Linked DNA regions of Homo sapiens: region 1 is linked to region 2. The links are chromatin contacts, found by Hi-C or POLR2A ChIA-PET in ENCODE. All regions are on one chromosome and are shown on one strand. The core of a region is the stretch at or near the end of the contact, and the rest is flanking DNA. Distances in the headings are between cores, read along the strand shown.

Region 1 (4,822 bases), core at 1,355-3,854, 200 kb after region 2:
TATCTTAGAGTAGTGGATTTCAATGTGTGGTGTCTGGACCAACAGTGTCAGCATTACTGGAAAACCTGTTAGAAATGTAAATTCTCAGGCCCTACTGAATCAGAAATTCTGGAGGTGAGACCCAGCAATCTGTGTTTTAATAAGCCCTGCAGGTGATTCTGAACCAATCTGTTAAGAGAATGAAATATAATACAATAATAATATAATGTGGTTTAGAGTTAGATTTAGTTATTTCTGAAAAGTCTTAGTACTATTGACCAATTCAACCTGAGAATTATTCAAATTCTGAAGCATGAAACTTGTTATGGCCTCATAATTAAGATTTACACAAATTATCAGGCTCTGTGAGAAAGTTTTGGACTGATCCTGCTTACTACTCTTACTGTGTAAATGTTCGTCAAAGGCCCTCTCTGACTCTGGGCTTATGTTCTCCTTGTAAAACACAGTGTGCTCATTATATTTTAGCCTTGCCCAGGACCCCTAGTCTGGGAGACGTTATGTGTCTGATTAAACTGGACCCCTCTGGTGCCATTCCTATTGCTTTGGATAATGGTGGAATGTCACAAGTGAGCAATAAATGCGAGCTGTTGTTGCGGTTATTATAGAGGGCTGGCTATGTCCACTTCAGTTTAGAAAGTTCAGAAGGGTATTTGCTTTGTAATCCCCGCACTTTGAGAGGTCGGGGTGAGCAGATCACTTGAGGTCAGGAGTTCAAGACCAGCCTGGCCAACATGGTGAAACCCCATCTCTACTAAAAATACAAAAATTAGCCAGGCGTGGTGTCACCTGCCTGTAGTCCCAGCTACTCAGGAGGCTGAGGCATGAGAATTGCTTGAACCTGGGAAGTGGAGGTTGCAGTGAGCCAAGATCATGCCACTGTATTCCAGCCTGGGTGACAGAGTGAGATAGTATTTAAAAAAAAAAAAAAGAAGAGTATTTGTTCCAGTTTCAAGATAGAAATCTAAAACATAAGGTGGATAGTGGCTGGCTGCAGATTGTGATTTGTAATGGGTCATGTGCTGTGCTGCTACAGAGCTGGCAAATAGTCCAGAGGTCTCAGTATTCTTTCTGTGACCCTCTCTATTTTATATTTACACTGTATTTATTGGAATTGACCAATTTTAAACTTCACTTTGCTATGGCATACAGTGTTTTTGTAACCTGTGAGCTTCTTGTGTAAAGCAGAAAATAATCTGTAATAGAGCAGGTAGCTCATTGAAAGCCTGTGGCTATGATGTAACCTTGCAAGTGTTCTCCTTGAAGGGCCCACTCATCATATTTGCTTTGTAATCCCTGCACTTTGGGAGGCTGGGGTGAGCAGATCACTTGAGGTCAGGAGTTCAAGACCAGCCTAGCCAACATAGTGAAACCCCATCTCTACTAAAAATACAAAAATTAGCCAGGCATGGTGACACCTTCCTGTGGTCCCAGCTACAGAGGAGACAGACCAGAGTAAGGAAGAGGCCACTGTCCAATTTAGAGGCATGATATTCTCCTGATATTAGGGCAGAATCTGAGAAAACATTGACTGGGCTCATACATAGAGTCCTGTCCTATTGTCTCCAAACTGTGACTTTGTCTGCATGGTAAAGTTCTTCCATGAAAGATCTCAAAAGAGAAGTTAATGTTCCATAGAAGGTACTTCAATCATCGATGTCTCCACTGGGTGTTAGTATTGCTTCTTCTAGGGTGCTTTGATTATGTAATAGTATTTTTTAAGTGGGGGACATGCTTAAAATTTGAGAGGAAAAAACATTAAAGAGTTTTTTTTTTTTAAATCAGCCCACTCATATAAAACATCAGCTAAACAACGGACAAAATATTTTGTTACCCCTCAAATTTTTATTCCAATACCAAAGTATCTTCTCTGTTGAACAGCATCACTGGTAGAAAACTGTGGGCCAGGATGACCATAAGAGGGAGGCCCAGTTGTGAAAAGGAAAGACATTAGCAAAAGGCCTAATTTTGATATTAGCAAATTTGAGATTAATTAGAAAATTAATTAGGAAATTAGGACAAGGTCTAATTTTGAGATTAGTAGATTTTTCTCTGCTCTCATTAACTTTGAATTCGTTTTGATTCCTCGAGTGAGAGAACTCACCTCTCAGTGATTTGACCTCGGAGATGCTGGCCAAGCTTCGCTAAGCAGGAAATCATTTCTTGGCTGGTGTGCTTTTGAAACTTAACCGAGGAAACTGAATTCCAAAAATACCTAAGCAAAGTAAATGCTAGCAGCTTTAAACATTTTCCTAAAAATCAGGCAGAAAGCTCTAAAAAGAAGTCAGTTATGTTTGCTTCCTGTGGGGAGTTTCTCATAGGAAATATTTTAAAATAAAGTTTCTAGGAAGATTTTGTGAAGATCATTCTCTATCTGATGTAATTTATGAAAGCTTATAAAGTTTAAGCATTCTTCTAAAATCTTTAAAGTGTTAATTTGTATTATATTTACTTAAATAATATTTATAGCTATACAGTGAAAAGAAAGTCTTCCTCAGAGTTCTGTCCTTTAGTTTTATGGCTCATGTTCCAGGATAAGTCTCTGTATTCTATATACTTTAGAATGCGAGAGAGAAAAAACGAAACCAAGTAAACACAAAAGATTCTACTCCCCCCAACCCCCTCCAAAAAAACCCAAGGAAGAAATAAGCATCAGTGATGAAAGAACAGCACTATAACTTGTCCCTTTCAGCAAGTAGATTTGTAAAATAAATACAGTTTCACATTATTAACCAATAGCAGTAGTTTGTCATAAAACCTAAATTCTTAGTAGAAAAGAGCATCAAAAATGATAATCCAGACTTGAAGATAGACTGTTGATATTTTCTTCCCCACAGGTATTTTAGGGAATTAGGAAATGTAAATAGGGAGAGGCTGGGAGCCATAAGAGCGTCGAGTCCCTATGCTCAGTCTGACTCATGTTTATTGAGAGCCTGGCCTGTGTAAGGCAGTATTTAGATATTTGCAATTCAGAGATGATAGGAGATGCTTAGGTCTGAAGAGCCTTTATTTCCTTTTTGGTAAATCAAACATAACTTATTGATGGGGAACAAATAAGTGGCAAAACCAACCAACCACCCAACAGACAATGAGACAATGAAATAAAACAGAAAAAGGCAATGTTCAGGCAGTCAGTAGTTCCAAATTGAGAAAGCAAAGAATCAAGTGTCAGCACCATTGGTTGTAACCTTTACATCCCTAGGTAACTTCAATGCATCAACTCAACTGAGCTGAATTAAATGCTGTGCCTTTGTTCTCTCTTTATTTCATAGGAGTATTTGTATAAACCTGTCAGGAAATAAGGGCATTGGCAATAAGATACTTTCTTTGAGTCAAATACTAATTTTTTTTGTTTGATTTTTGTTTGTTTGTTTTTGAGACAAATTCTTGTTCTGTTGCCCAGGCTGTACTGCTGTGGTGTGATCATGGCTCACTGCAGCCTCCATCTCCTGAGCTTAAGTGATACTCCTATCCAGTCTTTTTGTAGAGATGAGGTCTTACTATGTTGCCTGGGCTAGTCTCAAATTCCCAGCCCTAAGTGATTCTCCTGCTTTGGCCTCTCAAAGTGTTGGAATTACAGGCATGAGCCATCACACCTGGCCTTACATACTAATTTTTAAAAGTTTAATAAAAAGGGCACTACTGGCTGGGTGTTGTGGCTCATGCCTGTAATCTCAGCACTTTGGGAGGCCAAGGCAGGTGGATCACTTAAGCCCAGGAGTTCGAGACCAGCCTGGACAACATGGTAAGACCTCACCTCTACGAAAAATACAAATATTTGCCAGGCATGGTGGCATGTGCCTGTGGTCCCAGCTACTCAGGAGGCCGAGGTGAGAGGATCGATTGAGGCTGAGAGGTCAAGGCTGCAGTGAGCCAGATCATGCCACTGCGCTCCAGCCTGGGTGCTGGGTGACAGAGCAAGACCCTGTCTCAAAAAAAAAAAAAAAAAAAAAAGGTAAAAGATAAAAGGGTACAGCCATTTTCAGATAATGTGATTCTAGGAGTTCGAGACCAGCCTGGCCAACATGGTGAAACTCTGTCTCTACTAAAAATACAAAAATTAGCCGGGCGTGGTTGTGGGTGCCTGTAGTCCCAGCTGCATGGGAGGCAAGAGAATGGCTTGAACCTGGGAGGCGGAGGTTGCAGTGAGCCGAGGTTGCGCCACTGCACTCCAGCCTGGGTGACAAAGCGAGAATCTGTCTCAAAAAAAAAAAATATATATATATGTGTATATATATATATGATTTTTGGTTATAAAAGAAATGCCTGACTTGGAGTGAAGATTTCCTGGCTCATTGGAGGGATACACTTTCTGTGGTTACATGGTAAAGCCAGAGTGTTGCAGTTTCATCTTAGAACGGGCTTCAGAGATGGAAGAGTTTTTTTTTAATTTGTAGACAATAGCAGGATCAAGAAAAGTACATAGTTGAGCTCTATTTACCTTTTTTAAAGAGGTTCTAAAAGCAGGGATTTTCTGTGTGTTGTAGTCAATGTATAAGATAGAAAAAGCTGCTTTTATAGTCAATGTGAATTTATAGACAAATACTGAAATGTACTTTTGTGCCTGTGTTTTTTTTGCTAGCTCATTAAAGACAGTTTATGTACCTATATTTAGAAAATCAATTGTCAAAATACATAAATTTTGAAAAGTGAGGAAATCAAGCAGATTTCATTGAGTTACATTGTGTTCTCATTGTCTTATACTTATTCGAGTTTTGATTAATAATTTGATTTCATTTTACCAGATCTTTTTGTCATTTCTTTTCATGTTTAGCATGTGTACAACATACCATGTTGATTATTTTGAACTTAGTTAAATACTTGA
Region 2 (4,406 bases), core at 1,169-3,668:
GCCTCCCAAGTAGCTGGGACTACAGGCACCCACCACCACACCCAGCTAATTTTTGTATTTTTTAGTAGAGATGGGGTTTCACTATGTTGGCCAGGCTGGTCTCAAACTCCTGACCTCGGGTGATCCACCCACCTCAGTCTCCCAAAGTGCTGGGATTACAGGCATGACCCCGGCCCACAGTTTCAATCTTTTAATACCTTAAATATTTAAGTTACTAAAATAGCTAAGAAAAATTGTTCATTTTAAGTGCTAATTATTCCCTTTTCTTTTTTCTATTATTAAATATGTATTTTATGAATAAAAAGTTAATGTTTTTAACTAGGAATTAAAATGTACTTCTGATTTTTAGGTTTGTTTTGTGCCAGTTGTCATTTTTCATACACACACACACACACACACACACACACACACGCACACACCCCACCATCAACACCACCACCACCGTCGTTTCTGTAAACCAATCAACAGTGGAGACACTAGAGACTATTATATGAAAACTGTTTATTCTATAGCCTACTGGGAATTGGCCAGAAGTTAGAAGGACATTGGAAATGACTTTTAAATCTCCATTTGAGAAAAAGCATGCCATGAGTCTAAATAACCAATTTCATTTAGCAAACAAAATACAAGTAAACAAAACACAACTTCTCTGATGAATGAAGTGGTTACCATATTTTTTCCCATTGTGTAAAGATAGTTCTCATATGAAATATATCACCTAAGCAGTAGTAATCAGAATATTCTGCAAACTTATTGGGGGTAATTTAAACCCCAAATCGGAAGAATAGAATAAAAGACATAAAAGTCTTTCTTCAAAAGAAAAACAAAACAAAACAAAAAACAATACCCCTTCGGTGTCAAATGATACAGAAATGGCACTGGTTTCCTATATGTTGACTGAGATACTTTTTACTGCATAGCAAATTAAAAAGATATGCTCATCCCACTTTTATTTTTATGCACTACTTTTAGTTCTGCAGAAATAAAAGCTATACTGAATTTAAAACTTTTTACACACATAATCCTGTGCAAACTATGTAATACTTTGTTTGTAGGATATTAACCCAACTTTCTAATATATTTTGTATATGTCTCTTTTTGTTTATTTGAGACAAAGTCTCACTCTGTCACCCAGGCTGGAGTGCAGTGGTGCAATCACAGCTCACTGCAGCTTCGACCTCCTGGGCACAGGTGATCTCACTTCAGCTTCCCGAGTAGCTGGGACCACAGGCGTGCACCACCAGGCCTGGCTAACTTTTTGTATTTTTTTTTTTTTTTTTGTAGAGACGAGGTTTTACCATGTTGCCCATGTGGGATATTTTGTATACATTTCAAAAGGCAACTACAAAAATTGGTTTTTCATATTTCTACAAATATTTTATGGAATGTTTAATATCTTGTAAATGTGGAAGCTGTGACAAATTTTTGTATTTAGAAAGTATGACAATCTGAAAATCAACATTTTACAGAAGTGACACCATTCTGTTGAAACTGGAGTATACTGCACTTATATATCATTATTTCTAATATACACCTAGTTATTAGAGAAATTAGTGCACTAAAGGACAGTGGTGGTTTTTAAAAATGATTTCTTCACTGTGGCAAGTTTGTCCTCCTCTGTCCAAAGCAACAATTGAACCAACAGGCCCTTCTAATCTTATGCCAGCAACACAATGGGATCGAGGCCAGGTTCTTGTGCAATTTGTGAAACCTTTGGTTTGCAGAGTTGTTAGCGTAGTGGCTCGGCTCATCAGCTCTGAGCATTTGAATATCTAATGTTTCAAACTGTTAGTCCTGTTCTGATTTATATTCATCCCTGCCATTCCTATTAACTTAATTACACCTGCCCACAACTTAATTTACTTGCCTTTGTTACTACAGTTTGAACTCCAGCTACATTTTTCTAAGAAATTAAATTGCTAGGTTTTTATAGCTGACTGCACTCTTAGAACTTCTCTACAGACTTTATGATCTTTTTGGACTTTACTTTTTAGCACATCTTAGGAACTATTATGAAGTTTTCTCGCAGCACACTTGAAGTTAAATAGCTTTTTCCAAGTTTAATACAGTTTGATGGCTCTTCTCGGGGTGTAGATGAGTGGGGGCACTTACATTGCCCGTTGGAGGAGACTCTGCCTTCTGCTCAGCCAAAAATCAGTGTGAATCCCTTTGACTGTTCCATCTTTCCCCATATCAAACCTAAATTATTGATCTTCCACCTGTTCTCATTTCTTCTGTCCTGTCTCTTGTTGAGTCACAACAGCTGTTCCCCATGCTCTGCGTGGTAACATTCCACATGGTACTCCATAAAAGCCTGATATAGATGACCTCTCTATAACAGAACTGCAATTATTCTTGTCATGCTTCAGTTGTTTCTGTGGCTCTCCTCTGGACTCTCTCCAAATTCTCCTGCTCAGTTTTAGCAAGCTGGCCTGGAGTTCTCTCACACGGTCTGGCTAGCACAGTAATTTGCTTGTGGTTAAAAGCCTTTGTGCTCAGTACTGAGACTGCCACATAATGAATTTTCATTTCCATTTTATTCTGAACTTGCAAACATCAGAGATTCGTGCTATCTTCAGTGTTTAAGTGGTAATGCCTTTTGTAAAATAAAGGAGGCTGCAGGCCAGGCACCGTGGCTCATGCCTGTAATCCCAAAGCTTTGTGAGGTGGAGGCGGGCAGATCACTTGAGGTCAGGAGTTCGAGACCAGCCTGGCCAACATGGCGAAACCCCATCTCTGCTAAAAATAGAAAAATTAGCCAGGCGTGATGGTGCATGCCTGTAATCTCAGCTACTTGGGAGTTGAGGAATGAGCACTGTTTGAACCCAGGAGACGGAGGTTGCAGTGAGCAGAGCCGAGATCGCACCACTGCACTCTAGTCGGGGTGACAGAGTGAGACTCCATCTCAAAAATTAAAAAAAAAAAAAAAAAAAGCCTGTGGTTATTTTGATGGGATAGCAAGGATAACATGAACCATGTAAGGTTTGGCATAAATAGTTCATAGTTGACCTGGTCTGTCTGACTGTCTGAGATGTCACTGAGTCATTTGATGACCTTGAAATGCTAAAGCATTGGAATGAATGTCTGTAGATCAGGACAGAGGTGGGTTCAGAGAACTATTTAGGAGACATCTGGGTGGGAGTTGTGGCCAACACTGATTACAGGTGAGCACTGGGGAAAAAAGCCAGGATTGCAAGGAGTTAAAGATCACCCATTCAAGAAGTTTGGCAGAAGGAGCAAGACAGGAAATTTATTCATTTAGTGGCAGTCAGAGGTAACAATATAAGAAAAGCATTCTGAGTCTTCTTTTAGGCAAACTGAAATTTGCCATTAGAGAAGGGAGTTCTTTGTTTTTCGTTTGTTTTAGGGACTATTTAAAAAATAAGAACATTTGTGTCTTATTAGTTAAGGCAGCACTATCCAATAGAATTTTCTGTGATGATGGAAACAGTCTACATCTGTGCTATCTGGTATGGTGCTATAAGCCACATGTAGCTATTTAAATTTAAATTTAATTAGTGTGGCTACTGAGCAATTGAAATGTGGCTAGTATATCTGAGTTGAATTTTGATTAATTAAAATTAAAATTTAAATTTAAATAGCTACATGTGGCTAGAGGCTACTGCATTAGACAGCTCAGAGTTCGAGTTTTACTAACTAGACTTGCAGATTAATCTCAAAATATTAATGTCTTAAAACAATAAAAGTGTATTATTCAACTATCACATCCAAACCAATTGGTGCTAGGGTGTAGGGAGGGGAGCATTCTGCTCTGCCTAGTCATTTGGAACACTGGCTCCTTCTATCTTGTGTGGTGCCATCTTCAACCTTGAAGGGTGCATGTTGGAGGGGAAGAGATAGAATATGAAGAATCTCTTGAGAAGTGTTATGGGCCATGTCTGGAAATGGCCTACATTACTTCAACCCATATACCCATATTCTAATAGTTACAAATAAATGACATGGCTCTACCTAACTGCAGGCTGAAAGAAAAGGAACAAGGTTTATGGACACATAACATTACCCTGCCACAATGAAATTTGTAGAGGTCTGGGATCAGTCTCTAATACCTCCTCCATAAGGAAATGGAAATAAATTTTAATCAGTGTGCTAAGGGAGTAAATCTGGTACAGTTCTGGATGTGAGGAAGAGACTGAAGGATCAAAGTGGGGCAATGGGGGTTCAACATGGGGCAGGGATCAGGAGGAAGAGATGGAATAAATAATAGAGGACAGAAAACAGTTGGTATTTGCTGATGGAGAACCACTTCTCGGAAAGAGAAACAAAAAGAAAGTGTGAGAATAGAAATTTTGAGGTGAAAAGGAGAGAAATTCAAGGTTCTTAGATTGAATCACTTTGTCTGCTCTGAGGTTATTTGCTTATTATGACAAGCCTGGGAAGACGTT

The links. Hi-C counts contacts between places; a loop is a spot of excess contacts on that map. ChIA-PET counts read pairs that join two places held with the same protein, here RNA polymerase II (POLR2A). Pooled maps may share reads with other maps.
Region 1: a pooled map shows a loop between it and region 2 (1.9-fold over the local background). The contact joins two enhancer-like sites. A Hi-C loop is called at or near these places in 2 of 50 pooled maps. POLR2A ChIA-PET finds 5 or more read pairs at or near these places in 2 of 52 experiments (GM10248 and WTC11).

The regions. Positions count from the first base shown.
Region 1 is chr1:100,385,252-100,390,073 of GRCh38, forward strand. All of the region lies in intron 3 of CDC14A (cell division cycle 14A), which reads left to right. Among named protein-coding and RNA genes, the nearest start is that of CDC14A, 35 kb to the left of the region's middle. Within about 2 kb of position 2,605, at least 5 of the 41 ENCODE cell types and tissues checked have a DNase peak (open chromatin) inside an H3K27ac peak, as active enhancers do.
Region 2 is chr1:100,186,438-100,190,843 of GRCh38, forward strand. DBT (dihydrolipoamide branched chain transacylase E2) reads right to left here. Exons shown (of 11, transcript NM_001918.5): 11 at 482-4,406. Among named protein-coding and RNA genes, the nearest start is that of LRRC39, 10 kb to the left of the region's middle. RefSeq lists an enhancer at 2,228-2,377. Within about 2 kb of position 2,419, at least 10 of the 41 ENCODE cell types and tissues checked have a DNase peak (open chromatin) inside an H3K27ac peak, as active enhancers do.